3 separate regions of the Mus musculus genome follow, and regions 1 and 3 are each linked to region 2. Evidence: chromatin loops called from intact Hi-C (ENCODE). Cell type or tissue: heart. All regions are shown on one strand. Each heading gives the region's core, and the rest is flanking DNA. Links, peaks and the distances in the headings are about the cores only. Region 1 holds the start of Rnf26 (ring finger protein 26). Region 2 has its middle 9.8 kb from the start of Gm30373. Region 3 holds the start of Nlrx1 (NLR family member X1).

Evidence for each region. Peaks named below come from ENCODE experiments on the same cell type or tissue, not always from the same donor. Only the 100,000 strongest peaks of a DNase experiment are listed, where the experiment ranks them.
Region 1: a loop joins it to region 2, with 7 times the contacts of the local background. A loop is called at or near these places in 16 of 42 quality-filtered maps.
Region 3: it touches region 2 in a loop (3.0-fold over the local background); 6 of 42 quality-filtered maps call a loop at or near these places.

Annotation. Positions count from the first base shown.
Region 1 is chr9:44,104,202-44,114,154 of GRCm38, forward strand. It overlaps C1qtnf5 (C1q and tumor necrosis factor related protein 5), which reads left to right. Exons shown (of 14, transcript NM_145613.4): 9 at 380-528; 10 at 951-1,099; 11 at 1,204-1,314; 12 at 1,831-1,958; 13 at 2,042-3,770; 14 at 4,094-4,986. The coding sequence starts at 3,557. The coding sequence ends at 4,611. It overlaps Mfrp (membrane frizzled-related protein), which reads left to right. Exons shown (of 14, transcript NM_147126.3): 9 at 380-528; 10 at 951-1,099; 11 at 1,204-1,314; 12 at 1,831-1,958; 13 at 2,042-3,770; 14 at 4,094-4,986. The coding sequence ends at 2,266. It overlaps Rnf26 (ring finger protein 26), which reads right to left and starts at 8,850. Exons shown (of 1, transcript NM_153762.3): 1 at 6,580-8,850. The coding sequence starts at 8,748. The coding sequence ends at 7,474. In heart, for the core only: CTCF peaks have their summits at 3,862 (motif pointing right), 5,360 (motif pointing right) and 5,569; DNase peaks (open chromatin) are centred at 3,030, 3,750, 4,530 and 5,360; H3K4me3 peaks cover 3,051 bases; H3K27ac peaks cover 2,983 bases.
Region 2 is chr9:43,979,001-43,988,953 of GRCm38, forward strand. No RefSeq gene overlaps it. Among named protein-coding and RNA genes, the nearest start is that of Gm30373, 9.8 kb to the left of the region's middle. In heart, for the core only: a CTCF peak has its summit at 5,800 (motif pointing right); DNase peaks (open chromatin) are centred at 3,511, 5,461 and 5,801; H3K27me3 peaks cover 517 bases.
Region 3 is chr9:44,263,110-44,273,062 of GRCm38, forward strand. Nlrx1 (NLR family member X1) reads right to left here and starts at 5,078. Exons shown (of 10, transcript NM_001163743.1): 1 at 4,871-5,078; 2 at 2,635-2,748; 3 at 2,055-2,124; 4 at 1,594-1,682; 5 at 520-1,139. The coding sequence starts at 2,704. In heart, for the core only: CTCF peaks have their summits at 4,367, 5,153 (motif pointing left) and 6,213 (motif pointing left); DNase peaks (open chromatin) are centred at 4,412, 5,042 and 5,612; H3K4me3 peaks cover 1,328 bases; H3K27ac peaks cover 2,036 bases.

The DNA of each region.
Region 1 (9,953 bases), core at 2,814-7,813, 120 kb after region 2:
CCACATCTGTTGGATTGGTTTTTTGTTTTTCCACTCTGAGGATCAACCCCTGGGTCATACAAGTTCTTACCCACTGTGCTATACCCCTGCTCCTTGGCTTCTTGAGACAGTCTCTAGGTGTAGCTCAGGAGGCTGCTATGAGACTTGACATCTAGCTTGGGCTGGCCTTGAACTCTGCCTTCCAAGCACTGGGATTACTTGGTGTGTGGCACTACGCCTGAATGACACTTCCTATTCTAAGAGGCACCATGATTGAAGTGAGGTAGGCAACAGCCACCCACATCTTGCCTAGTCTGCTCTGGGCAAAGAAGCCCCCTGTACGTCCAGGCTGGGGCAGGGGAAGGTCCCCGTGGGTTACATCACGTCTCCCCTCCCCTAGCTTTGCACCTGGTACATCGAAGTGCCTGTGGGATACGGGATAAGACTGGAGTTCCACAACTTCAGTCTGGAAGCACAGGCTGAGTGCAAGTTTGACTACGTGGAAGTGTACGAGGCCAGCAACCTGGGAACCTTCAGCTTCCTGGGCAGGTACTAATCAGGGCTAGAGTGGTGGGCAACCCATCCCCCCCGTCTGGCAGGCCAGGATCCATATGCTAGGCCCAAGGGAGTCCCCAGCTTCAGTGTCTTCGGCTGCTCTATAAACTAGAGATCTCTCCTACTGGCATCCTGAGACGGCGCGTTCTTTCTCAAGAAGCCCTTCACTTCTGCGGTTGCGTGGCCTCACTTTTCCTACTTGTAGGGAGGGCCTTTGCATTGCCAGCCTTCCCCGACTCTTCCCCATCTCAAAGTGGCTCAAGTTTAAGAAGTTGTGTCATACATCTTGTAACAAGCAGCCTGAGTCCCCAGACCCTAAGCTCCATGACTCAGCCCTGGCATGGCCAAGAGCCCAGCCCAGAGCCCCAAGGGCTGGCCAGTGGCCTGTGCCCAGGATAGTTTTCTGCCCTGGGCAGGTTCTGTGGAGCAGAGCCACCACTCAACGTTGTCTCCTCGATGCACCAGCTGGCTGTAATCTTCAAGACGGATCTTGGTATCAGCAGCGGGGGCTTTCTAGCCACCTACCAGGCCATCAATACTACAGAGAGTGGGTGTCCCTGGGCAGGTGGGTGTGGGCAACAGAGGATCCTCCAAGGAACATTAAAGGGTACCCTGGAGGGCAGTAGGTACAGGCATGCCCCTTGCCCACAGACCTTTGTGGGCCCACAGAGTTCTGCCAGAGCGGAGGATATAGGGATCTGCAATGGATGTGTGACTTATGGAAAGACTGTGCAAATGACAGCAACGACAACTGCAGCAGCCACTTGTCCCCACAACCAGGTAAGGATCCTTCCTCTAAGCAAGTCATGCCAGTCAGAGCAGGCAAGGCCCCTACCACACTTTCTTCAGTCCCCCTTCCTTCCTCCTTGAGAGTTCACGGCTGGGCCTCTCTCCTCTCATCCTGTGCCCACTTCAAGGACTCTCAGCTGGTGGTGGCATTGTACACTCGTGTCATCTGAGAGGGACACAGGAATGTAGGAGTCAATGGGAGGGGCTTTGAGACATATCCACTTTGATACCCAGAGTCCTCTGCACAGCCTACCTCACAGACCACACGACAGAAGTGGTCCCAAGTGGTCTCCAGTTGGGTGCTCCACATATCCTAAGATCAGAGGGGTCTACGCGATACCAAGGCTGTCAAACAACAGCCTCTGGAAAACAGCAGGGCTCCTTGGAGTATGTGAAACCGTTTCTGTGGTTGCCTCTTGAGAGACTCAGAAGTGCCTATGACGCGTGTGGAAACAACGACCAGGCAGTGTCTTCTCCCCCACAGTGACTCAACCCTCCTCTCTACAGACCTGACCTGTGAACCTGTCCAGGTGGAGATGTGCCTTGGACTAAGCTACAATACCACGGCCTTTCCTAACATCTGGGTGGGCCTGGCCACGCAGACAGAGGTGACAGACATCCTCCGAGGCTACAAGGTGCTGGAACAGAGAGGAGGGAGACCATAGGGAGGGTGGGCACATGGAGACTGGACACCTGATGTTCATCTTTCCTCCCACAGAGTCTGACAAGTCTACCCTGCTACCAGACTTTCCAGAGGTTCCTCTGTGGACTGCTTGTGCCTCGATGCACCTCACTGGGCACTATCCTACCCCCTTGTCGTTCCGTCTGCCAGGCGGCGGAGCAGCAGTGCCAGTCTAGCCTGGCATTATTGGGCACCCCCTGGCCTTTCAACTGCAACAGGCTGCCCGTGGCAGCTAGCCTGGAAGCTTGCTCCCAGCCCTGACCTGAAGCCAGCCCCCACCCTCTGTCTGCCCATCCTCCTCTACCTATGTGGGTGGGTGGGTGGGTGGGTGGGTGGGCAGGGCAGGCAGTGCTGTGGAGCCGGGGCAAGGAGCAACCAGAAGCTAGGAGTCAGGGCAGAAAACAAGGGCAAGGGTGGCCTGGATAAGGGATTCTGCGCATCCTCCCTGGTGCTTCTCAGAAAGGAAAAGGACCAGAGTTCCAATTCTGATCCTGCCCAGGACAACCAGGACCATCTTTCCTCCACCTTCCCTGAGCTCTTATTTACCAAGACAGCCCTAGACAGTGGCCAGGCCCCACGCTGTGCCATTGGACAGCCTAGCAGACTTCCTATCCAAGTCTCTGACCCTGATTCCGTGTCTCGGTCTTCTGCCTTCTCCCTTTCCATTTAAGTTCACTGTCATCTGACCTTCAATCTTTTTCATTTAATCAACAAAACTGTTTTGAGTGACAATCTAAGCCTGGAGGTCCAACTGGCTCTCTGTTTCTGAAATTCTTCACCCTGGGCCCCCTACTAATCCAGTTCTCCACCCCTGCCCCACCCCCACCACGGGTTTTGATCTTGGACTCCATCATTATCCCATTCCTTCCTCCCTCCCTCCCTCCAGCTCCTGGGAACTGGAGTCCCAAGTGTCTGCCTCACAGTTCGGCCTCTTGGTGATGCAGGCTCTACTCTCTCCTCCTCCTCCTTTCTCCACACCCCCTACATCCCCACAATTTTGGCCGGCCGCCGGGCGACACCACGAGTTATTTCCCTGCTATTTCCCAGCCCTGGAGTTCTTGGCCTCTGAACAACTGGTTTCCTCTAGGAGTCTGGGAGGAGCGCTGTGAAGCCAGCAAGGAGCAACCAGAAGCTAGGAGTCAGTCAGCAAGGACAGGGGCTGCCTGGTAGGGGTAGGAGTGGGAGCAGGGCCAGCAGGAAGGTCTGAGGAAGCCATTCAAAGCTTGCAGCTGGGAGTGCTGGGGAGCCGGGAGGGGTGAGTTTGGCAGAGGAGGAGGGTAAGTGGGGGAGGGGACTGTGGGAAAGCCTGGGCGCCAGCTAGGGGGATGGAGAAGGGCTTGTCTCTCCTTTCCTTGTTCCCAGTTCTTGGTTTGGGGCACCCCATCACACAGTGCTCAACCCCAAAGGCATGTTTGTAGGGCGGGGACCTACTGGGTTCCACCTGGGTGGGGCGCGAGGTTGGTCCTAAGATTCTGGGTTCCAACTCTGGTCCTGCCCAGCCTACAGACTACAAGAGAGGTTCCTGGAGTCTGAGCCTCCGGGGTCACCACCATGAGGCCACTTCTTGCCCTTCTGCTTCTGGGTCTGGTGTCAGGCTCTCCTCCTCTGGACGACAACAAGATCCCCAGCCTGTGTCCCGGGCAGCCCGGCCTTCCAGGCACACCAGGTCACCATGGCAGCCAAGGCCTGCCTGGCCGTGACGGCCGTGATGGCCGCGACGGTGCACCCGGAGCTCCGGGAGAGAAAGGCGAGGGCGGGAGACCGGGTAAGAAGTCATTTTCGTTGCAGTGCTTGGGTACATATATTCTAGAGAGCACAGCAACTGCTCTGGTGGATCCTTTGGGGGTCAAGGGTCCCGCCAGGGGGCGCTACTCTCCCTCCATTCCAGTCGGGCTGGAGTGGGGCGAGGTGGTCTGCGGATGGAGGGGGGTGATTCAGCCCCAGGGAATCAGAAACCCTGATGCCTCTACTCGGCACTTCAGATCTGCTCCCCACAGGAGGCAATAGCCAGGGAGTCTGGGAGGCTTAAGGATGGTTAATAGTCACCCTTCTGCGGCTCCTAATTTCTCCCCTCTCCATCCCCTGCAGGACTACCTGGCCCACGTGGGGAGCCCGGGCCGCGTGGAGAGGCAGGGCCCATGGGGGCTATCGGGCCTGCGGGGGAGTGCTCGGTACCCCCACGATCAGCCTTCAGTGCCAAGCGATCCGAGAGCCGGGTACCTCCGCCAGCCGACACACCCCTACCTTTCGACCGTGTGCTGCTAAATGAGCAGGGCCATTACGACCCCACTACTGGCAAGTTCACCTGCCAAGTGCCTGGCGTCTACTACTTTGCTGTGCACGCCACTGTCTACCGGGCCAGCTTGCAGTTTGATCTTGTCAAAAACGGGCAGTCCATCGCCTCTTTCTTCCAGTATTTTGGGGGGTGGCCCAAGCCAGCCTCGCTCTCAGGGGGTGCGATGGTAAGGCTAGAACCTGAGGACCAGGTGTGGGTGCAGGTGGGCGTGGGTGATTACATTGGCATCTATGCCAGCATCAAGACAGACAGTACCTTCTCTGGATTTCTCGTCTATTCTGACTGGCACAGCTCCCCAGTCTTCGCTTAAAACACAGTGAACCCGGAGCTGGCACTTGCTCCTCAGTGGAGGGTGTGACACTAACCCGCGCAGCGCATACCAGGAGGGCTGGCCCCCTGGAATATTGTGAATGACTTAGGAAGAGAGGGAGCCACTTCCAGTCCCACTGCTGGCAATGAATGGAGACAGGCTGTCTGAGGTCAAGACAGCGTGGAGCAGTGGCTGGGTTTCTGCCCAGGACTTTAGAATGCAGTAGGCTGGCAGCTGTGGGTCCTGGCCCAGGACTCCAAGGTGGGATGCTCCATTCCTAGTCCTGTGTCCCCTCTAGGTCCCTGACTCCATCTCTGCTGCTCCCAGGGCAGGCCTTTTTCTCAGAGGTCACTTAATAAACCTAAAATCCTCCCACTGGTCTCTCCCTTTCTTCTGAGGATGCAGGGCAGGCTGCTTCCTGGGGGGGATGGGGCCATGATACAGAGGTACAAGCAAGCAGACTAGAATAACTGGCTCCCCAGAGCTGCCACATACATGTGAACCCCTGCCTGGCCAGGGCTTAACTTCTGGTTTAGGGGCTATGGCCACTCAGAAAAAGGGACACATTTTTCTAATTCAGAGAAGCCAAACCAAGTGGAAGCAGCCAATGTCTGGTCTGACAAAGACCCAGGACCTTTCAATCATGGCTGCCCTGGCTGCATGCCAGGGAGTGATAAAGATACCCACTTTCTTAGATAACTAGAAAGCTATCGCTGCCACCCGACCAGAGATGAGTAGTTCCTGAGATGACCACAAGGGGGTGTCCGAGCTCCAGACTACACCGATTTAAGGGCTGGGCTTCCAAGGTGGTTAGGGGAATGGATATTAAGGTCTGCAGAAAGAATTCCAGATGGGAGTAAAAGAAAAGGAGGTCCTTGGCCCCACCCCGGCTCAGGAAGTTTATCTTCTCTAATAAAATGTTTATCCTCCACATTAAACAGAGACTGCAAGGAGCCAGGCTTCAACCCCCTGGTGGGGAGGCAAGCCCTGCCACGGGTCTCCAAGCTGAGGTGGAGAATTTGTCTCCACTGTGCTGGGCACAGCTTGGGTAGGCCAAACCATAAAGTATGAGGCTGACCACAGGCCCCCTGAGGGCTCACCACTTGTGACACTCAGTTTAACAGACTTAGACTAACGATAACACACCCAGGTTTGCCAATTCCAGTTGCTCAACTTCTCAATGCAAAGGAGAGGGACCTCCTTGAGGGCCCGGCATCATCTCCCTCATCCAGAAAACAGCCGCAGAGCCTGTGCATCTACATGTCACATTAAATTATGGGGGTGATCCCCTAATTTCCTGCTGGCAGTGGGAGGGGAACTGTATCTGGGGGGGGGGGGGTCGTCTAGGCTTCCTGTGTCTTCCAGATAGGCCCATAGGCTCTAGTTCACACCTGCAGCAAAAGGTCCTACGCTCCAGCTCATCACAGTACCAGGCCCTGTATCAAGACACAAAATAAGACGCAGGGCATGGGGCATAGTGGCACACGTCTTTACTCCCAGCACTTGGGAGTTCAAGGCCAGCTTGGTGAATCCCAGGACAGTCAGGGATACACACAGAAACCCTGTCTCAAAAAAAAACAAAAACACAGACAAGTACCAGCCCCTCCAGGAATGGGAGGGCCGACTGGCCTCCAGGCAGCAGATTCTGCTCTGTCCACGGGGAAAGGTTAGCACAGTAGGAACACAGGAAGAACAGGGACAAGTTCACATTCTGCTCATAAGAGTTTATAACGCAGTACAGAGAAGGCGACTCAGAACCACTGACTGCAAGGCAGGTCAGAAGGGCAGGCACTAAGCAGCCATGCTTGCTGTGGGCTTTCCTCTTGGCACCGCCAGTCGCACAATCGCCTCATCCCCACCCCTGAAGCTCGCCATCCAGTTGCTCGCTTCTTATTCTAACTACTCTCAAAAGACCTGGAGACAACACCAGCTGACCGGCTGCTGGAGGACCACTCCCAAGGACCACACTTAGAGCTGTCAAGAGAACTTTATTCATAGAAACTGGGCAGTCCGACCGACTAAATGGAGCTATGACCCCTGAGGCCCAGCCCCTCGTTTGGACCCAAGTGAAAAGTGCGGGATGCCCTCTCCACTGCCGGAGAGAGCCCAGGAGGAATGCTATGTTCTATGCCATGTAGGGAATGAGTAGACATCTGGTTGTTCCTTCCGAGGCTCCCCATGGAGCTGGGGTGCCTGAAGGTGAATGGTCCCAAAGCCAGGTGTAGCTGCACCCCTGTACTCAGGGATAAACTCCTGACTCCAGGTCCTGGTCAAGTTGGGAGTCTTTAAAAGACAGTGACAGGCAGAAGGGCATCTGCAAGTTTCTACTCCCAGACCTACCAGGGCAGAGGCTCTGGCTGAACATAAAGGTTCAAGATCCAAACCAAGAAAAAACAAAAAAGAGAAAAAGAATCAAGATCACTCTAAGGCCCATGAGTTTCCAAAATCCTCAAACAACACTGATGTGGCGTGGCGTGGCGTGGCCTGGGGGAAAGGACCAAAAACTCCAACAAAAGAGCCAGAAGCAGAGAAGGACAGCCCTAGAGGCAGGCATCTGGGTGGGCCCTGGCAGGCGCAGCACAAGAGCCCACCACAGAGTCTCAGGGCCCTTGCATAGTGACATACTCACCACCCTCAGCATCTCAGGGCCCCACACAGGATTTAGAGAAAGTGTTACTCTGTCCCACCCAGACTGGAGTCTTCCAGAGTATTCCAAGCTACACGTCCTGGATATATGGCTTGAGGCTTGGCAGAGTCGCCGCCTTCGGGGGCAAAGAAGACTCAGGCCAGAACCCAGAGGCAAAGTGTTGATGCTGTCCCGGTGTGTGGAGCGCAGAGGATGAGCAGGCAGGGAGGGAGTCCTCAGAGGTAGACATTGAGGGTTTGCAGGATGCTGCGGCGGCAGAGCGGGCAGTTGCGATGGTAAACAGGGTGGCGCATGAGGATCTCAGTGCAAGCCTGGCACAGGCACAGGTGCCGGCAGGGCAGAAGCAGCACCGTTTTGCTCTGGTCCTGGCAGATAACACACTTCTTCCGCTCTTCTTGCTCCTTCAACAGCTTCCATGGGTCCTGCCCAGCGGCAGGCTCGTCCTCGTTGAGTTGCTCTCGGCCTCTAGCTGGTGCAGTTCTGATGACCTCCTCTTCTGCTTCAGGAGGAGTGTCCTGTGGCTGGATCCTGGCTGAGAACACCCTCCTGGGGCCACCTTGGGGGGCTCCTGGTGCTCCTCCCCGATTTGGCCAGCTGGCCAGTTGTAGGCTGCGGCTCCAGACTCTGCGCCAAGCCTCCAGACCTAGTGGAAGGCGAGTCAGCCGTACGATATCCTCCCAAAGCCGGTGGTAAGATGGGCGGGCATGAAGCTGACTGAGAGCTTGAGTGGCCAGCCTCAGGGTTTGTTCTGGGTGCAACACAATCAAAATCACTGCCAGCACGCAAGCCAGCAACACCAATCCAGTGAGATGGAAAACCACACAGCTGGCCAGCAGGCGGGCGGCTGAGGCCAACAGCTCCAGTGCTAGCTGGCAGGGGGTCCACAGGAGAATGGCCATAGCCACTGCACTGCTGGAGATGTGAGCGAGGAAAGCAGCCACCACGTCTGTCATCCTCCAAAGAGGCCCCGTTACAGCATCCCACAGGGCCAGCACCAGGGAGAAGAAGTTCTGAGTGCTGATGAGGCAGATGTTGACTAGACTGTTGATCACATAGGCCACCAGGCTCATGGCAATAGCACATATGTCACAGGCCTGGCGCAGCAAAGCATGGCCATTGGAGACCATGTTCAGGATGCCCCGATTCAGGAATTCCCGGCTCCTCAGAGCTCCGTGGGAGGCCAAGTGCCCCAGTAGCTTTAAGCTCTCCAAGCCAGAGTAGCAGCTATAGAGGAGCGTCCCCAAGGCCTGCAGTCCCCCGAAGGTAAATCGGACCACAGCTTCAACTAAGGCCAGCAAAGAAAGCAGGAATCCTCGACCCAAGTGCAGAAGACTGGTAAGTACCGTGTGTGGCAGATTGTAGATGAAGGCCAAAAGCCAGGCCAGGGTAGCCAGGAGGGAGGACACGAGCAGGAAGTTGAGATCCAACATCAAGGTCAGCAAGTCCAGCACCAGGCCCACCCCATTCACCACCAGGTAGACAGCCTCCATGATAGGGCTGCGAAGTTCAGGACAAAAGGAAGGCTGGCTCCTCAGGGAAGGCGGTGTCAAGGTTGCCACTATTGTGGCGAGATCGGAGTGAATTTGGAAGGGATGCGAACGTCTAACCAAGGAAGAAGCAAGGGCTACAGAAGTGGGCTTCAGGGAAGACTTTTACAGAAGGGAACGGCGTCCCGGCTTGGAAGGCGGAATGTTCGGGAGCGAAGAGGTGAAACATCTCTAAAGTGACAGCGAGCCTGGACCGGAGGAAGCACCTCAGCGTTAGGAGCCTGGAGCGGTAAACACGACAGGGCCACGGGTCAGACCGGGAGGAGACCCGCAAGGATGGGACGGAGTCGGGAAGGGCCGGGTCGGGGCCGGGTGGGGGCGGCGCAGGCTGGGCGCGGGCTCGCGGTCCAGCCACGCAAGTGCCCCTGTCCCCGCCCGGCCCCTGTCCTCCCGCTCGCGGCGAGTGGCACCCAAAGGGAGAGCGGGACGGAAAGTCAGCCTCGGCAAATCCCGAGCGCGGCCTCGACTCCACTGGGCGCCGCCATCTTGTTTGCGAAGGGACGTGGCAAGCAGGGGGCGGGACTATAGCCTGTGGCCAATCAGTGAGGGGCAATGGGCAGAAATGTCGACAAACCATTGGTGGTTTTGAATGGCGCCCAAAGACAGTTTCCAATGAGAGGGGTGGAAATGTGTTTATAAAGCGCCCCCTCCTCTTTGAAGTGGTGATAGGTCCGTTAGCATGTCGGTATAATTTTCCCTCCCTGTCCCGCTCCGCCCCTTAAAGAGCCAGAGCCACACTTTAATGAGGCTGCCTTTAAGTGTTGTGGCCCCAACTCCACCTGCTCCCGATCCTGCGTGCATTCTTGGAGCTCTGGGCTAGGCTCTGAGATAGTACCTCCTCCGCGTACGCTGGGACCCCCGCCTCATCTCATTCATTCATTCATTCATTATTTATTTATTTATTTATTTATTTATTTTTGGGTTTTCGAGACAGGGTTTCTCTGTGTAGCCCTAGCTGGCCTGGAACTCACTCTGTAGACCAGGCTGGCCTCGAACTCAGAAATCCGCCTGCCTCTGCCTCCCAAAGGCATGCACCACCATGTCCGGCTCATCATTTATTTTTTATCATTTATTAAGCACTTAACATGCCTTGGAAATACAACCCTTTTTAAGATTATCGTCTTATCTCAAGCTATTCACAAAGTGAA
Region 2 (9,953 bases), core at 3,269-8,268:
ATGAACAGTAAGGAATACATATATTAAGTTATTAAACCCTGTATTCCAAAGCTCTAGACAGGATGCAGTTTCAATTATTACCAGTTTGATTCCACAGAAGAGGTGGAGGTGGGCTAAAGGCACACAAGCTGCGGAGTTGCTGTCCTTTTGAACGTGGAACATGGGGCAGATAACACAGAAGTCATAAGGAAGAACTTGTTGAACCCTATTCAGCTCCAGCCTTCCCTGGGTCATAGAGTCCTCCGCAGCACTACAATTCTGTCCATTGGTCTCAACATAGCATTTGGAGGGCAGGTGGCACCCATGTGGCTGTGGTGTGGCTCTGTGCGGTGTGGCTGACCAGGAGAGATGGAGAAGGCCCTGAGCTGTGTCCCAGGAGTATGGATATCCAGATCATCCATATGTCTGTCCTCCTTCAGTTCTTGTTTGCTAAGAGTTCCAGGTCAGTCCAGGGATGAAAGAGCTAGTAGAAAGATGGAGAACAGAGAGAAGTCGAGAGACATCCCCTCTCCTCTCTAGAGTCTGCCACATGTCAAGCAATCCTATGTACAGATTCACCCGGCCCTCAGAAGGGCTCACAGGCATTATGATCTCCATTCTTCACCATTAAGAAGTCTGAGGCCCGGGCTGGAGAGATGGCTCAGCAGTTAAGAGCACTGGCAGCTCTTCCAGAAGTCCTGAGTCTAATTCTCAACCATCTCAACCAGATGGTAGCTCACAACCATCTGTAATGGGATCTGATGCCCTCTTCTGGTGTCTGAAGAGAGCAATAGTGTGTGTGTGTGTGTGTGTGTGTGTGTGTGTGTGTGTGTGTGTGTGTGTATCTATACCTTTATCTATATCTATATAATCTTTTAAAAAAAGCCTGAAGCCCACAGAGGCCAGCAGCAGGACCTAGGACCTGACCTTGCTCCCTAAGCCCACAGCCCATGCCTCTCTGCTACGCTTATCTCCACTTGAGGTACCAGGATCCTAAGTGGGGACTCCATGAGCCTCCAGACTTTCCCTGCCCCACTTCCTGCCTAAGGTCTGTGACCTCAGGGTCCCTGGGAAGACAGGTTCACCATCAGCTCCTAAGTGTCCATCCCGAATGTCACTACCCACCAACGAAGCTCTCACACTCTGCATGTCCCCAGCAGCCCATCACTCAGGTCAGACCAGACCACGCAATCCATCGTGGAAGGAGGGAAACACATGACTCAGGCGTCGTAGAGCATGCAGCTTTCCCTTTGATGCCATGGCTCCTTGTGCACGCCCTAGAGTACCAGGGCCCCATCAGAGAGCTAGGGCATCACATGGTCCCTGGGACAGCCAGCAGACCCAGAACCTGGAGTTTGCCTCTCCCCAACCCCAGGAGACACGTTCACTACCCACACCCCAAGAGGACCTGTGCTATAAGTGTCCCAGCCTGACCTGGTCACCAGATGGGACAGAGCAGTGATGAACAACAAGCCCTCCATCCTTTCTCTGCACACCTCCCAGGGCCTGACTCTGGGATCTAGAAAACTTTCTGGAAATTTTGGGGGAGCTCCTGGCACAAAGATGCTGAAGAATCAAAGACAGATCAGAAAAGTCTGGGAACAACAGGACAGTGGCAGAAGTTGCCTGCCCGTGTCACCCATCCTTCACTGTCACTGAACATGACAACTCCCACTCACCAACCTCTCAAAGCCACCCAGTTCCAAGACCTGGTTCACTGCTACCCTCTCCTCCCAGTCCCTGGGTCCATGGCAGGTGAGGGGGCTTCTTATCTTCCCAGAATTGCCAAGTCTTAAAGCCCACTCCAGCCCACTGGCTCTTCACGTTGGTGTGGCTCACCTGAAGCACAGGCCCCGACCAAATCCAGTCTCCTTGAGGCCACTTTTCAACAATAACATAGGTTAGCCAAGGACCCATTAAAGTTCTAGGAGGGAGATATGTATGTTTGCACCTGTATATGTCTGTGGATGCATGTGAGAGTATGCGTACACATTTTCCTGTGTGTGTGTGTGTGTGTGTGTGTGTGTGTGTGTGTGTGTGTAGGGGTGTGTTTGTGATGGAGTGTAGGTATGCGCATCTGTATAAACATGCTTCTGAGTAAATATATGTGGTGAACTCAGGCAGATTTCCCCTCATCGGCGTTACTCTTCCCTCCATGCCAGCCATAGCAGAATAAGGTTGACCAGGACTGAGTGCAGAGCAGCCCCTGGGGATGGACAGAGCACTGCTCAGCTCCCACCTCCTCTGCATCAGGCCCAGGATGTCCAGACCCACTTGCTAGGAAGGCTTTGCTAGGGCTAGGGATTCCCCTAGGCCTGCCTCAGCTCCTTTCTTCCCTGACCTGGACTGGATTCTGGCCTCGAGGCTACCCCATCCTTCTCCAGGCATCTCAGTGCCTCTCGGGTTCAGGTCTGTAGAGAAAGCTCCTTGATGCCAGCCACCTTGGCTACCTCCATCCTGTGATACTGCTCAGCTTGGAGTCTCCTGTGCTGCCCTGCTGTCATTAACAGCAGGGACCGGTAAGCACTTACATCCCCCACGTGCCCTGACCGCCACCCTAAGTCAAACATTTCAAACAAAGGCCATGAACAGCCCTCTGCTCATTTGCAGAAGCAGGAGTGCCTGTAGAGAGCAAAGGGCACTCACTCGCCTGCCAGCTTGCTGGCTGTTCAGCTTGCTTCTCTGCTGCTGCAAAAAGCACTAACCGAAAGCAAGCTACAGAGGGAAACCGAGACAGAACTGCGTAAAGTCCTGGAGCAAGGATGCCTGTTGGCTCTCTCCCCTGGCTTGCTGGGCTGCCTTTCCTTCTTTTTCTCTTTCACTCTTTCTTTCTCTTTCTTTCTTCCTTCCTTTCTTTTTTAATCTTCCTCTATAGCTTTTACCAGTGTATTATTTTTTTAACTTTTTTTTTTTTTTTTTTTTTTTTTTTTTTTGGTTTTTTGAGACAGGGTTTCTCTATAGCCCTGGCTGTCCTGGAACTCACTTTGTATTTTTTTTTTAACTTTTTATTGATTCTTTGTTTGTTTGTTTGTTTGTTTTTGTTTTTCGAGACAGGGTTTCTCTGTGTAGCCTGGCTGTCCTGGAACTCACTCTGTAGACCAGGCTGGCCTCGAACTCAGAAGTCCGCCTGCCTCTGCCTCCCAAGTGCTGGGATTAAAGGCGTGCGCCACCACGCCCGGCTTATTGATTCTTTTTCACATCATCTACCCCAGTCCCACTCATCTCCCCCTTGCATCCACCCTCTGCCCTCAAAACCTACCCCCCCCCAAATAAAAACCACACAAACAGACAAGCAAAAAATTAACCAAAAAAAGCATAGAAAACATCTTATCCTGGAAGCTGTAGTGTGTCAGTGTGTCCCATAGTATACTCTTCTGTCCACACATCTTCACTTGCAAATGCTCCTCGCAATGAGTCATTGGTCTGGTTCGAGGCTTCTGAAACACCATCAGTACTAGACCCTCACCGTGACTCCTCCCAGTCGTCCTGTTGTTGCCCAGTGTCATGGAGATGCTGCACCCTTGGATCAGCAGGACTGGCCCTTCCACATGCCCCAGCAGTTCACAGATGATGTAGATTTTGGATCTGGGCCTGGGTGGGAGTTAAGCTGGTTAGCATACCAGCTCTCCCTTATCTGCACCACCCACCAGGGAGGGTTCCCCAGCACTGCTCTGGCTGGGCCACATGGCCATTGGTAGGAAGCAGACTCAGCTCTCCCACTCTCATGCTCTCCGGGCTAGCTCACCCACACCCTGCCTCCAGAGTCAGCCCAGTGGAGAGGCAGGGCCACTCTCCCAAGTGCTGTAGCTGGCAAGGAGCAGGGCCAACTCACTGCTCTCATCTCCAGACTGCCTCAGATGGCAAGCATCTAGAGGGATGATGGCCAGCATCTAGAGGGGTGATGGCCTATACAGCCCATGCCTAGCAGCAGCCTAGGGAAGGACCACTCACAGTGGACTAGGCCCTCCTGTAACCATTAGAAATTAAGAAAATGCCTAACAGACACCCCGCAGGACAATCCAATGGAGGCAGTTCTTCAGGTGAGCTACCCTCTTCCCGGGTGACTCTAATTTGTGTACAAATGACAAAACTAACTAGCTAGGAAGCAACACTGCTTGCTGCTCCAACCTGGGGCATCTATGGATAGGAGTTTCAGGAATACAGGAAATCAGGAACGAGTATTCATACATGGGTACATATATACATACATCTGTACATTTATATACACATATATACATACATATAACCATATATATGTATATCCACCCATATCTACATGTACATACCATACATCGAGCCATCCAACAATGCATGTTATCAGATGCCCCATCCCTCAGATCCTGAGCTGGACACATGGAGATCTCCTCCTCCTCTTTTTCTTCCTCCTCCTCCTCCTCCTCCTCCTTCTCGTCACAGTGGGAAAGAATCCAGGAGTAGGATGTTTTCCAAAGCTTGTTCTTTGACAGTGCTGACTAATGGAACTTCCTGGGGTGACACCAGTGTTCTGTGTCTGTGCTGTCCCCTGGGCCCCACCATCTCTAGCCCACATGGATGCTGAGCATCTGAAGTGTGTCTATTGGGACTGAAGAACTGAATTTTCCCTCCTAATACAGTTGTAATGAACTTAGACATAAGCCTTATTACATGATGCAAATGAGCAGCTCGTGGACCAGATGCCACAGCTGTAAAAGCATCATCCACCCTGTGTACATATGCATTAATGCATGTTCATGTACATATATACATATATGTGCAAATATATACAATACATATATGTATATGTGTATATGTGCAAATATACATATATTTAGATATACATATATGTACATATATACAAAAATGTACATACACACACACATATATATATGCAGAGAGGGAAAGGAGGAGTCAGGAAGGGGTAACCTCTGGTAGGACTAGGAGAGACTCTAGGACATCCTCTTAGAAGTATTTATTGAGGGCCAAGAAGGGACAGACTTTGATAATACAGCATTTGACACACAGTAGGGAAGAAGAGCTATTAGCCAGGTGTACAGCACTGCTCATCTCAGATACTGTAAATCAGGAAAGGCTTCACAGAAGAGATGATTTCAAAGGTAAAGCATCAGATAGAAACTGTCAGAAAGGGGTTTGTGCAAAGGCCCTGAGGCACAGCAGACCCAGATGACAATTAAGTAGATAGGGAGCTCAACTCAAGCAGCCGTGCTCAACCCCTCGCAGTGGGTAGCACATGCTGGGCCCTCCCCAGAGGAGGAGGGGGACAGGCACAGTGCCAGGCAGGCCACATCTAGTTTGCTCATTCCTCTCCCATGACTCCTGATGTCTCCACCCACCCCATAAACATGATTTGGAAAATCTCTTGTCCCAGTCCCCGGCTGAGCCAGTTCCTCTGCCCTTGTGCACCCTCTCTGAGGTCAGCAAGAGCTGGGAATTGAGCCCTCGTCCCTCCAGGAGCTCCTGACTCATTCTGGAGAGAGCAGCTAAGCCTGCATTCTCAAAAACCAGTTCCAACTGGAGGGGAACAGACATGACCCCAGCTTAGGGACACAGACACCAGAGAGCAGGGTAGGGAGAGCCAGAGACAGCAGGAAAGAATTTGGCAGCGGGACAGAGGCTGATGGGAAGAGATATTTGACAGACAGCCCACACCAGTAGGAGACAGACATGCCAGGGACAAAGATGACACAAACGAGGAACAAGGACATACCAAGGCAACCAAAGACAGCACCAGGACATCCAAGTATAAAAAACAGACTGGACTGTCACCCTGGAAATGGTGGGGTAGACTCTCCCGCAGCACTGAGCTGTCACATTCACTGTCTGCAATTGCAAAGAAGACCACAAGAGGGCACCATTGCTCCAAGAAAGCTCACAAGCCTGGTGGTTCAGAATGGTCAAATCAGACTCCCTGGTTTTGGCAAGTCTGTAGGAGGCTAAGGACCAAGAACCTCCACACTCTAAGCTGGAGAGTGTCCTTTCCTTGCCCCAGGATGTCCTCAATCTAGTTCTTGGACTCCACATTACCTGTCCCTAGCCTAGCTCATTATTACCGTCTGAAGCTGGGCATACCAGGCATGGCCCCTGCGTTTGCTTGAAAGGGGGGAACAACACGCAGGTCTGGGGTCTGAGACATGCACTGAGCCTAGAGCAGGCTTTGGTTTCTTCTTGATGAATCCTTGGGTTCAAAGCATGCCCCACACAAGTCTGACCCCATGTTCAGCAGCAGTCTACAGGGCTAAAAACAATGCCACCCAGGGCTGCGTTCACAGAACCATGTGGCTTCAGGATGCAATTAGTAATGTGGTCACATCTTTGAAAGAGCTGTTAATAAGCCAATGTAAAGCAGGGGGACAAGCCCTGTGGAACTGCCCTTGTTACATCAGTGACACAGCAATATTGTTAAATACACTTTGTCATCTCTAAGACAAGCGTCTATAGCCATTACCCATTTTGCAGATGGAAAAACTTGGACAGATTCCCTCCCATGACTCTTCTCTTCCCCCTGAGCCATAGCCATGGTTACAGCTTAGCCTTAATTCCCAAATGGCCTTGAACTTCCTCCTGCCCTTTAGCCAATCCATCCACTGCCCTCTCCTGGTTCTGTTCCCGGAGTCTTAGGGATATAACCAGGGTCCTGCACATCTAGGTCGCTGCCCTACTACTGAGGTAGATCCCTGTGGTGGCTATTCTTGGTTGTCAACTTGATTACATCTGGAATTAACTAAAGCCCAAGTGGCTGGGTACATCTGTGAGGGATTTTTTCTTGATTGAATCATTAGATCATTTGAGGTCGGAAGGCCCACCCTAAGTCCAGATCATTTGAGGTCAGAAAACCCACCCTAAAATCTGGGCCACACCTTCCATTGGCAGCCTATACAAAAGGCATGGAAAAGGGACGCTTTTGCTCTTTGCCTGCCTGTTCAAACGCTCACAGGCAAGTGTTCTCCTTCACTGGTGTTAGAGTTCTTGGATATCTGTTGGTAGGCAGCCATTGTTGGACAAGCTGGACCACAGCCTCAAGGCATGCTAATAAATTCCATATAAACTAATAAATTCCATGTAATTCCATATATATGTATATGGAATATACATATATACACATATATGTATATCTAATATATCTATATATATGTATATTAGATGTATAGATAACATTATATATAATATGTTACATATTATATATCATGTAATATAGATAATATATTATATAATATATATATATGTATGTATGTAAAGAGAGAGAGAGTCCTTCTCTTCCTCTAGAGAACCCTGACTACTACAGTCCCTACCCTCTGCTGAGTTCAGTGTCTTCAGGCACCCAAAGTTCTAGGCACCCAAGACAATTTTGATCTTGTCACTAATATATGTGCAGTGTGTGGCCATGGATGGCATGACCCAATAGCCCTCAACCAGATACATCATCCTGTCCCCTCTGCCTCCCTGACTCCAGCCTTCCACCCCTGCCCTGAAGTCTACGCCTCCCAGTACCCTCACCTCAAAGGACCGCAGTGCCCTCATCCCTCCCCCCCACCCACCCCACCCCACCCCCCGTGCAACTCCAAGCTGTCCTGGGGACACTGCAGCCAGAGTGGCATGACTGAAGATCCTTTCTAGAGGGACGCTCTTGCCCCTCCCTTGCCCATCTTACTAACGAAACAACGGTCCCACAGTAAATTAGAATTACAACCCAGAAGCTTGTGCTGGAAGGAGGTAAAGACTGGGGCCCTGGAGCAAGCCAGAGGAAGATCCTGTCTCTCAGAGATGTCTTCCCGAGCTGAGACAATGAAGAGTCCCTGCTGGGCAGAACCACGTCACTCCTTCTATTTAAACTTCAGTTTCATGTCAGGATCCCAAGATGAACTTGGGGTTAGACATCAGTCATATTGGATTAGGGCCTGTCCATCTGTCCTCAGTTTGCATTGATGTCCCTTTCAAAGGGCCACCTCCAAGCACAGCCAAGTATTGGCTGGTCTACCTGGGGTTGGTAGAACGAATGCATTGGTGGGAAGAACACAATCCAGTCTGTTAAGGACTCCAAGCAGGTACCACTATTGCCCTTGCTCAGCCCCAGGGAAGCAGCAAAACTTTGCTCAATGTGTTCAAAGCATTTGTTTCCTAGCCACACAAAGCTGTGGCCCCAAGGCCACCAGGGAGGCCACAAGGATAGCAGAGAGTGTACACAGGAAAGGGTGTGCTCTGAGGAGGAAACTGCTATGCATGCCCAAATGAGAGCTATAGGAGGGAGGACTAGAGAGGTGATAGGAAAAACTAGAGAGGGGAAAAAGGGAGGACTAGAGAGAGGACAAAGGGAGGACTAGAGAGGGGGAAGGGAGGACTAGAGAAGGTACAGGGAGAACTAGAAAGGGAACAGGGAGGACTAGAGAGGGGACAGGGAGGACTAGAGAGGGGACAGGGAGGACTAAAAAGGGGATAGGGTTGTAGCAACATGGAGTTCATGCTCATAGGCAAGAGTGACTTGTAGAGCAGAGGAGGGGTGAAGTGGCGAGGGGAGGAGGGATGGGACAGGTGCCAGGTTGTACACTCTCTGGGGTGCAAAACAAGAGAAGACCCAAGGTCTTCTAGACTGGAAGAGGTCAGTGGGTATGACTGAAAGTATCAGAAGGGAAAGTTGGCCATGGGCAACCCTCGTGTCTGAGTAGGGGTCTTGAGTACCAGGCCAAGGAGATCTGGAAAAGTATGTTATATGTAGCACTCGGGGACCTGAGCTAAGGCAGAAGACTAGAGCTGGGAGTCACTGCAGAAGTGCGACAGGACCTCTTAGTAGGACTGCATATCCAGGTGAGGGCACAACTGTCCAGTGGCAGATGAAGGATGGCTGAGTATAAAGGCTGTCTGCCCCACCATACGTGGCAGATTCCCCTGCTGTCCCTAAGAGATAGGGCTCAGCCTTCCTACCTCTATCCCCACTCAAGTATTCAAACACAAGCCCTCTAGAGTGTCCACAGGGGAAGTGTCTTAGTGTTTCACTGCTGTGAACAGATGCCATGACCAAGGCAACTCTTGCACAGACAACACTTAATTGGGGCTGGCTTATGGGATCAGTTTCAGTCCATCATCACCAAGGTGGAGTATGGCAGTATCCGGGTTCCATGTCGTTAGCTCCAGAGAACTGAGCCAACCCAGGAGACAGCCACTGCTTGAGGGTACAGGAAAGCTCACACCCACATACTAGAACACACATGTCTCTAGTCACGCCTCTTCCTGTCGCATGCCCAGGACAGCTGGGAGAGCCTAGTTTCAGGACTCCAGCCTCTACCATGATTTGTGGAGAAGGCGACACAAATGTTTCCAATAGGCAGGACGAGGTCCTCAGCTCTACCTGGACAGAAGCCACAGGTGGGCAAGGAGAAGCCCTTCAGGTGCAGGTCTGTGATAGCTTTTGGAGAGGCAGCTACAGGAGGAGCCTGTTCCTTGCCCGTGTACATTCCTTATAGGGGCTGATGGGATGCTATCTGAGGAACTTAACCTTTAGAGACCTCACAGTAAAGCAGTAGCCCAGGGTCAGGAGAAGTAGAGAAAGGTGGCCGCTGTCCCAGGATGAAAGGCCAGGAGCTAGAGCTAGACCCTGTCAGGGGACTCTTAGCTGGAGAGGAACCCCAGTCCTCATCCCCAGTAAGTGGGTGGCAGGCACTGATCCCAGCCCAGTCACTAAAGCCAAAGGGAAGTGGCCATAAGGAGGCTCGGGAGAGCAGATTGTAACCTGCTTCAGACTGCTCCCCACCCCACTCTCCACCAGCACACCCACACTCCACCCTGGCCCCAGAGTGGGAATCTGACTTGCATCCTAGACAGCCATCTCCTGGGCAGTGTGACCCTGGTCCCTGACCTCTCCCACCCAGCATGAGGGCTCTCACAGTTAGCTCTGAGCCTTCTGCATACTCCAGGATGAAAACCAGAGGCCTGCATGCTAATCTGCCAGGTTTTCCATGAAAATCCTCTCTCTTTCCTTCCAGCTT
Region 3 (9,953 bases), core at 3,041-8,040, 280 kb after region 2:
ACTGTCTCAAGCCCCTAAAGATGAAGGGTCCAAGGATGAAGAGGACCATAGTTATGGACATTATTACTAACAATGCTGGGCATGGTGGCATACACCTTTAATCCCTGCACTTGAGAAGCAGAGTCAGGTAGATCTCTGTGATGTAGCCCTGGCTGTCCTGGAACTCACTCTGTAGACCAGGCTGGCCTGGAACTCAGAAATTCTCCTGCCTCTGCCTCCCAAGTGCTGGGATTAAAGGCGTGCACCACTACGCGCGACCTGTCCAAAAAACTTATATCAACGACTGATTATCTACTATGGCCCAGGGCACTGAGCTAAGCACTTTATATGTGGTATGTCACTTAACCTGTGTAGAATAAGGATAGAAAAACACACAAGTTTGGAGAGGAGAAAAGGGCCAAGGTGAACAAACCCAGGCACTGTTGTCCTACACAACGACCATGTAGGGCAAGAATGTAAAATTCCCCATTGGACAGGTTAAGGAACAGCAGTGACAGGACATGGCAAGGGGCGACCCACCTCGGGAAGCATGTATTTGCGCAGCAGGTTGACTATGATGGCAGCTGGTGGCCCGGGTTCCTCCGGGTCACTGCAAAGCCCTGTGCCTGCCAGCCGGAAGTCAAGGTTGAGGCGCTCCAAGCCATGGAGCACAAAGAGCAGGCGGGATCCCGCAGCAGTCATCAGGGGCAACACCTCTTTCAGGGGTGTGTAACGCTGGGTCACAAGTTGGCACAGGGAAGCTGGGGTGGAGCCCAGGGATGACAAGTCCTCACAGGAGAAGGGGATGAGAAGCTCAAAGGCAGGCAGTCTCCCGTAACACCAGTCTAAGACCATCTTCCGTACCAACGTGCTCTTGCCAGTACCCACGGTCCCATACAACACCACGGTCTGCACGCGGCGCCCACAAGAATCCGGGTCAAAAAGCTGAGACAGGGCCAGTGGGGGGAGCCCTGCCTGGGTTTGCTGATGCCCCGTGGCCAGCTCCGTGGACGGGCGAAGCAGCTCATCTGGGGTGCTCTCTCGGATCACGGGGTCAACATGAACTGTGTCTAGAGCAAAGGTTGGTCCAAACTGGCGCTCCTCTCTGGGCAGTCGGCTAAACCACTCGGTGAGGTTCCGGCGATGCCTTTGGATAGCTTCTGGATGAGAAAGCAAAGGACATTGTTCAAGGTAAAGGACTAGAGGTGCCGGCTCTTCGGGCTAGCCGGGGTGGCTATAGGTCAGGGTAGGGAGTCAACACAGAGAACTCTGAGATGCAAGGACCCGTTGTGGTGTAAACACATAGAACTAACTCCATTAGCCAGTAGGTTACTCAGAAGGTTTAGAGCCCTATGACAGAAAATATGGAGTCTTTGAACAAATTATGCTGAGCCTGGGCTGACTGGCTTCCTGACACCTGGCTACTGGACCCAAAGTTGTCTCAAGGTAGGGAGAGAATGTCTCTGACAGTGCTTTGTATATGGTCCTTGTGCACAGTGTGATGGATGCTCAGATGACAGGAGGGAGGGGGATTGGGAGTAGATGATGGTGGTAGATCCTCTGTGCCCGTCCTCATCCTCCTAGGCACTTCTTCCTTCCACACCACTCCTTTACCTGTGGCAGAGATGCTCCTGAACAGCTGCCCATGCCTCCCTGGTGGGGGAGCACTGTCTGCCGAGTTTCCATGGTAACGGATAAAGGCCCTGAGAGCAAAGACAAGGGATGGTCTGAGGTTTAGAACTGGGGTGAACCCTGGCATGGGCTCAGTCCAGTCCAGTCTGCACTTTCTAAGATGAAGCCTGGACTCTTGCTCTTCCCAAGGACTGAGACCTGGCCCCTCCAACCCTAATTGCTGCTGCCTGCTTGAGACTCAGACTGACCTCTGCCAGATCGATCCCATTCCCCATTATTATGTACCTACACGCTCTAAGCTAACTTCCTCTAGATCCTTGGGAGTTGCCCTGTACCCTTCCCACCCCAAGAAACCCAACCCTCTCTCCCAGGAGACCCTGACCACTCCCATCTCCTGAGCTATGTCTAGCTGTGTCCTGAGGCTTGACACTCCCAGGTCTCACCTAGGGGGCCTCAGGGGATGCACCCCTTTAAAGGGCCAGCTCCACTGGATCAAGAAGGAGATATGCTCATCTGCAGAGAGAAGAGAGGCAGCATCTGCAGGCCCATCCACACACACCCCTCCGGTGCACACCCCGACATTGACATCAACTCCCCCCTCTTATTTGCTCTTATGGTAGCATGTGCTATTCCTAAATAGCAATTATTACATAATCTTCTCTTTAGCCATATGATTATTTGATTATCATCCATTTCCCCCCTCCATGAGAGTAGGACTCACATCTGGTTCTGTCACAATTATATACCAAGAACCTAACCCACGGTCTGGTGCAGAGCCAACATGCAGCTAATGTCTTGGATAAAAAAAAAAAAAATGAGATTGAAACAGCTAAAAGAGGGCCAGCTCTGCTCCCCTTGTCTAAGATGGGGGGGGGGTGGAAGAGGTGACATGCCAGAGGACCCCAGCTATATTACCACACAGCTGGAAATGGTGTCTGGATCCCTGCTGTTTTGGAAGCATCCGGACCCAGAAGCAGAAGGGGCGGGGGGGTGTCAAAGCAGAAACCTTCATTTCCTGCTTACCTGGTAGCTGGGGTGTTCTTCCCAGGCCAGAGCCCCAAGAGGTCCTGGGCAAATGGCAGCCCCACCTCATCCTAGGAAAACTGGAGCCTGGAACACTTAGAGCCACTTTCTTTCCTGTTGCCCTGCAAAAAGAAAAGTGTGAGTGGGATTGGCAAATGGTTCAAGGGGTAAATACTCCTGCTACCAAGCCTGAGGACCCACATTCAATCCCAGGAACCTACAGGGTAGAACTGTTCCCCAAAGTTGTCCTTTGACCTTTGCACACAGCCAAACCTGCACCCACCATAAACAAATAAATAAACACATAAAAGAAAAACGTAAGAACAAACAAAACACCAATAAAGTAAATTTAAAAAAAACAACCCAGTACTGTGAATGTACGGCCATCAAACCTCCCTTACATGTGCATACACACACACACATACACATGGCACATGCACACATATACACAGAGACAGGCACATGCACTGACAGACACACACATACACATGGCACATGCACACAAATACACAGAGACAGGCACATGCACTGACAGACACACACACACATACACATGGCACACGCACACACACAAATATACACACATACAAACACATACATACCTCTCTCTCTCTCACACACACACACACACACACACACACACCTCTCCCTCCCTCTCTTGCTTTCTCTCGAACCCTTACCCCTAGTATCTAAGAAGGGGCCATCTCCCAAGAGAGGCTCAGCCCTTCCTCATATGTATAAAAGAAGCCTTTGAAACCCTGCCCTGGCTTCTAGCTCTCCTCAGCAAAGATAATCCTAACCTGAGTGATTCTGTTTCATCTCCTACCAGCTCCTGCCTGGCACTGGAGTTTCACAGCTGCCTCTGCCCCGAGATCCAGCCCAATCATCTGCTTTTAGGTTTTATTTTTGCTTGACTGCTAGCAAGCTCAGATAGGAGCCCTGTGCTCACTCGCAGGCCTTTTCTGAGCCTGGCTTTTTTCCCCCACTCATCCTTATTCATTTCCGTCTGCTTTTGTGCCACGGCTGAGTTTTAATGGCTGTATCACTTTATCATCTCTCTGACTTTTATGTAAGCTGCCTGTAAGGCTGGCATAAATAATAAATGGATGTGTGAATGAACTTCCTGCTTGACACAAGGATGTGCCGCCTCTGCCTCACACTTCAGCCATGCCAACCTGGCCTCGTCAGCCCCCCTCCTCTGTTTACTTTGTGGCAGAGCTCCCCCAAGCCCTGGATTCACACACTATTCCCTTGCTCTTTATTCGAAGCCTTCCCCCACAGGCAGCGGTGGCAGTCTTACAGATCTCTCCCTACTGGTTTTTGCCAGCCTCTTCATTTCATCATTTCAGAGAGATCCTTCCAGACCTTACAAAACCCTACTTCCTCAAGTCCTCTGTGCCTCCACTGTTGGCCTATTCCACTCCCTCATCCCCTGCAGAAATCAGCTCCCTAAACTCCTAAGCTACTTGACAGCTATGAAACCCAGGCCCACACAAGCTATTTTTCCAGGTTTGCCCCCAGCCCACACCTCATCCTCCAAGACTACTATTGGATTCTTGCTCTCACCTTCCTAACTCAGTCCCTATACTTTGGTTAGCATTTACTTTATCAGAATCCCAGACACTCTTTGAAGATACTGCTCAAGGTACTCTTTCCCAAGGAGTCTATTCTGGCCCACCCCATCCCACAGCTCCTTGACATGCATATGTGGCTAGGCTGGCGTGGCCTCCCTCACTGCCGCTAGGGCAGAAGGGAAGCAAACTTAGGAAGAGGCTGCACTGAGCACAACTAGCCAGAGCAGGAGCTGGCTGAGGTCTTGAGTGGGCTGGAAACAGGAGACCTGGGGATTAGAGAAAGGTCCTGAAAACCTGACAAATCCCAGGATTGACATCAATCAGCCCCAGGTCCACTGAGTCAAGATAAGACGTGCAGGGTCTAGGATAATTCTCTAATCGAGCAGTTGTCATGGCACTAATCAAAAGAAGGAATGCAACAGAAGTTGCGGAGCTTTTCCACCAAACTGGGTCCCAAATAGCTTTCCCACTTCCACTTGGCTTGGGGGCGGGGGGGCAAAGTGAAGCTGCCAGTAGGCCTGTATTCAGCGCCCAAGCTCCGGCAGAATCCCCAGTGCCACTTGCCCGCTCCCGCGACCCAGCTGCCCGGCTCTTGCTTCCGGGGCCCAGCGCAGCCGTCCAGCCGGGGGCCGGAGGAGCGATCGACCCAGTTAGGCCTTTACCCAGGTTGCCTAGGCCCTGGTGCCCGTCGCCGTGGCCCGGAGGGAAGGAGGCCTGCGTCTCCCGCTGGCTCCGAGCTTCCCCGGCTCGCTCGGCACGGCGCGTCTAGGCCGCCTCCGCCCGCCAGCCAGCGCGCAGCCCGGCCCACTCTGGCACCCCGCCCGGTCTGGACACTGGAGGGCACTGAGCAAAGACCCGCAGAAGGGGGAATGGGGTGCTGGCGCGGGGCGGAGACTCCGGCCCCACCCGGTCTTCCCAGGGCCCAGGTTCCCGTACTGCCCCCTGCAGGTTCCCAAGCGTCAGGCCCAGCCGATGACCTCATCCACCTCCAAGTCTGGACTTGATGAAGCCCATTTTACAGATGAAGACACGGAAGCGTGGAAGAGAAAATGACTCGGGCGCAGGTCGTCCCTGTTGGAAGTAGATGATTCAGAAGAAAAGCTCCGGTCTAGGCCTTCCTTACACTTAGGTACTCATCCCCAGAGCATAATGACTTCCCTTCCTGCTCACAAACGTAGCTTACCTCCAGGCAGAAGACAGCCCTTCTTGGATCCTCCCCTTCTGTGTTATTCAGTCCCAAGACTCTAGAGGGGGGCCTCTGACCACTTTGGCCAGGAAGGAAGAATGGGTACCGACAGATAACTTCCTTCTCCAACCTGTTCTTCCTGTCTGACATCCCGTCATGGTTTTAGCCTTGGGACTTCCGTGTTCTAAAAACCCCAACCCTCATCCCTTCCATTCAAGGAACACCCAAGGTTCTCGTAACCAAGCTGACAGTGACCTTCAAACAAGGAACGCCTCCACATGCAAACACTGGTGTGCAATGTGCAAAGAACAGACATGAAGTAGAGAACTCAGAGAGAGAGGCTCCTCAGGGCCGGCTGGGAAGAGGCTTTTGTGGTCTACCCTCCATAGGAACAGAAGGCCAATGGTGATAATTTTATCTAGGCGATTGTCCATTTATTCCATGTGTGGTGTTAGGCCAGTACTGAACATTCACCCTGGGCTGCCAAGCAGAGCAAGTCATGCAGGGACCCACCATACTTGACAATGAATTTCTTCAGAAGTCGAGGCAAACTATTAGGAAAATTACTACCTGCCTCTAGCAGAGACTCTGACATTTGAACTGGCTGTTAAAAAGTCAGAATGAAAAAAGTCACTGGGCAGCATGGAAAAGGGCATATTTGCATTTTAAGAGATGTTCTTCTAAGATTGGAGAATGGCTCGGCCGTTAGGAGCACTGGCTGCTCTTCCAGAGGGCCTGGGTTCCATTCCCAGCATCTACACAGCAGCTCACAACCATCTGTAACTCCATTCTCAGTGGATCTGATGCCCTCTTCTGGCCTCTTCAGGCACTGCATGTATATGGTACACAAATACACATGCATGCAAAATACCCATACACATATTTATTTGTTTGTTTATTTGTTTATTTATTTATTGGTTTTTCGAGACAGGATTTCTCTGTATATCCCTGGCTGTCCTGAAACTCACTTTGTAGACCAGGCTGGCCTTGAACTCAGAAATCCACCTGCCTCTGCCTTCCAAGTGCTGGGATTAAAGGCGTGCACCACCACCGCCCGGCTGAACATTTTTTTGCACATATTTTTTTAAATATTAAAAATAAAAGAGTCTGGGTAGAGGTAGCACATGCCTTTAATTTCAGTACAAGAAGGCAGAGGCAGGTGGATCTCTGAGTTCAAGGCCATCCTGGTCTACAGAGCGAGTTTCAGGATAGCCAGGAATACACAGAGAAACCCTGTCCTGAAAAGAAAAGAAAAGAAAAGAAAAGAAAAGAAAAGAAAAGAAAAGAAAAGAAAAGAAAAGAAAAGAGAAGAGAAGAGAAGAGAAGAGAAGAGAAGAGAAGGATGGATAGATGGAAGGGTGGATGGATGGATGGATAAATAAATAAAGTTCTTCCAGAGATTGAATAATATGAGCATCTCCATGGATATAGTCTCAGGGGTGACATTTAGGGTCCAGTAGTTTCTCTCCACTTACCTTGCCGTGGGAAGTCAACTGTCACCTGGACCTGGCTACAATTATTGTTTATTGCTCACAGCAAAACCATTCCCTTCCCTCTATGAATATGACAACTGTGTGGGTTATTATATTAACATATAATTTGACTGGCCTCTGCAGACAGAAGGACTGTGAGTCATGCTGTGGGCATGTTCTCTGTTGTCTGGCCTCAGTGTGAGCCACTAGGTGCTCTGAGAGCCATGGCACAGAGATCCATCTCGATCAACTCTGCCCGCCAGCACTTTGCGAGAGCCCTGACACAGAGGCAGCATGCTGTGAATACAGTCTCTGGGGCCTAGCAGGTGGGCATGAGAGAGAGAGAGAGAGAGAGAGAGAGAGAGAGAGAGAGAGAGAGAGAGAGAGAGAGAACATCCATTTCCAGACATAGCTGGATGTGCAGGTTGCAAGAGCAGTGTCTGGAGAGCTCGCCTGTCGCCCTCTGCCTACCTCAGGTTCCTTTGCTGTAAATGGAGATGGTGGTACCACTGCTCTTAGCCCCATCTTGGGGCTGCTGTGGGGATCAAAAGCTCTCTCTGTGAATCTCTGAACTGTTGTCCAAGTATCCTCTGTGCCTGAAGTTGATTCCTGGCTTCAAAGGGGCCCTCTCTAGTCTCTGTGGAACTTCAAATCAAAGGTGTTTGATTATTTCAGACCTACTTCATTGGGGGCTTAGAGTGTAGCTCAGCGTAGACTTGTGTTTGGTGTGGGTTGAAGACAGGTTTATGTTTTAAAAGAGAACCAACCAAAGGACTTGGAGGTCAGAGACTGTAATTCCAGCTATTTAGGAGGTTGAGGACAGATAGTTATAAATTCAAGGCCTACCTAGGTTGCAGAAGGAGTTCAAAGACAACCCAGGCAATGACAGCCAACTTGTCTAAAAGTATAAAACAGCTTTAAAAGGCCTGGGCATGTGCAGGGTCATAGGTTCAACCTGCAGCCAAATGCTCATTCCTGTAATCCCAGCACTTACCGAATTGCTTTGAATTCAAGGAAAACCTGGGCTACGTGGTCAGGAAGGAGCCTGGAGATGTAGCCCAGTTGTTATAGTGCTTGCCTTCTGTACACGCAGCCCTGAGTTTAATTTGCAATTCGGTGCATAAACCAGATGTACCTGCTTGAAAGTGTGGTGTTTAGTAGGTAGGCACAGGAGGACCAAATGCTAGAACAGCTCTGCGGTGACATAGTAAGTTCAAGGCCAGCCTGCACCATATGAGAACCTGTATAGAAAGAAAGAAATAAGCTCCACCCAGATGAATAAATAATAAAAACGAGTATTAGAAAAAATAAGAGCATCTGTGTGTATTGACCCTTAATCTTAACATTCAAGAGAGATCTTTAACTTTTGACGAGCCCCTTATCAGCATCACTCAAGGAAGAAGGCCCCTAAATGCCCCCTCAAACAACCTAGGATTCAGATTCCCAACTTCTCCCCCTCGCTCCAAGTCTTTGTAAGAAATGAAGCTAGGCCGGGCGTGGTGGCACACGCCTTTAATCCCAGCACTCGGGAGGCAGAGGCGGGTGGATTTCTGAGTTCGAGGCCAGCCTGGTCTACAAAGTGAGGTCCAGGACAGCTAGGGCCATACAGAGAAACCCTGTCTCGAAAAAAAAAAAAAGAAAAGAAAAGAAATGAAGTTAGTCTGTCTACAGTTGAGTACCCAACCAGTCTAGATCCTAGTCCAGACCAGAACACTTCCTCTACCTGCGGTACAACTGTGGCATCCCAGACAGCTGACGGGGCTGGTTTCAGTAGGTTCTTTCAATTTCCCAACCCAGGAGAGAAAAGATGAGACAATACAGAGCTTGTTGGGCCATCTGCCACCAGGGCTCAAGCCCCTTCTCAACCCCTCAGAACCCTTGCCCACTCCAAGCCTCTAATGTGTTGTGCTGATTACTGATCTCTCAGCCCTGGTATAGGTGGCCAAGTAGAAAAAAAAATGGAAAGGAAAAGAGAAAATTAGGGGTCTGGAGAGGTGGCTCAGCAGTTAAGAGCACTGACTGCTCTTCCAGAGGTCCTGAGTTTAATTTCCAGCAACCACATGGTGGCTCACAACCATCTGTAATGGGGATCCAATGCCCTCTTCTGGTGTGTCTGAAGACAGTGACAGTGTACTCACACACATGAAATAAATAAATAAATCTTTAAAAAGAGAGAGAGAGAGAGAAAATTAGAGTAAGCCCAGTAAGGTGCCTGCCACTCCCATCCTGGAGGCAGATAAGGCTCTAGGGCAATTCTTCTCAACCTATGGGTCAGACCCCATGGGAGTCAAGTATCAGATATCCTGCATATCAGATATTTACATTACGATTCACAACAGCAGCAAAATTACAGTTATGAGGTAGCAGTGAGATAATTTTATGGTTGGGGGTCACCACAACTTGAGGAACTGTATTAAAGAGCCGCAGCATTGGGAAAGCTAAGAACCATTGCTCTGGAGGCTTTTCTGTTTCCCATTGCTCTTTTTGAAAACCACTGGCTGGCACTCTCCCTTCCCCCTAGGCACTACCTCGGCTCCATGAGCCCCGGACAGAGTCATGGACCACTATGGGAATATACCTATGCATCCAACATAAGTGTCCACACACAGCTTGCGGACCCAGCCATGACCAAGCGCCCTGACCAGTGCTGAGAGAAGGGAGTCTGGTAGCAGAAGACTTGGCTCCATATTGTACTTCTCACCCTGCCCACCTTTAGGAAGGGTCTCTCTCATGTTACCCAGGCTTGCCTCGATCCCTAAGTAACTAAAGGTGACTTTGAGCTTCCCATCCTCCTGTGCCCACCTCCCTAGTTCTGGGATAACACGTGCATGCATGCCCCTCCATCTGGACTTTACAGCACTGGAGACTGAGACTGGTCTTCGTGCATGCTAAGCAAGCACTTGGCCACCTGAGCTACATGCCCAGCATTCAAGGCTCCATTTCCACTATTTAAGGGCCAACGTCACCATTCTCTCATCTGAAAAGTGGGGATGACGACAAAGGACAGTGTGGGTTGACAGTGAAGTTTTGGTCAGGCAGGAAGTATGACACAAATATTTCATAGGATACACATTCATGAATTTGATA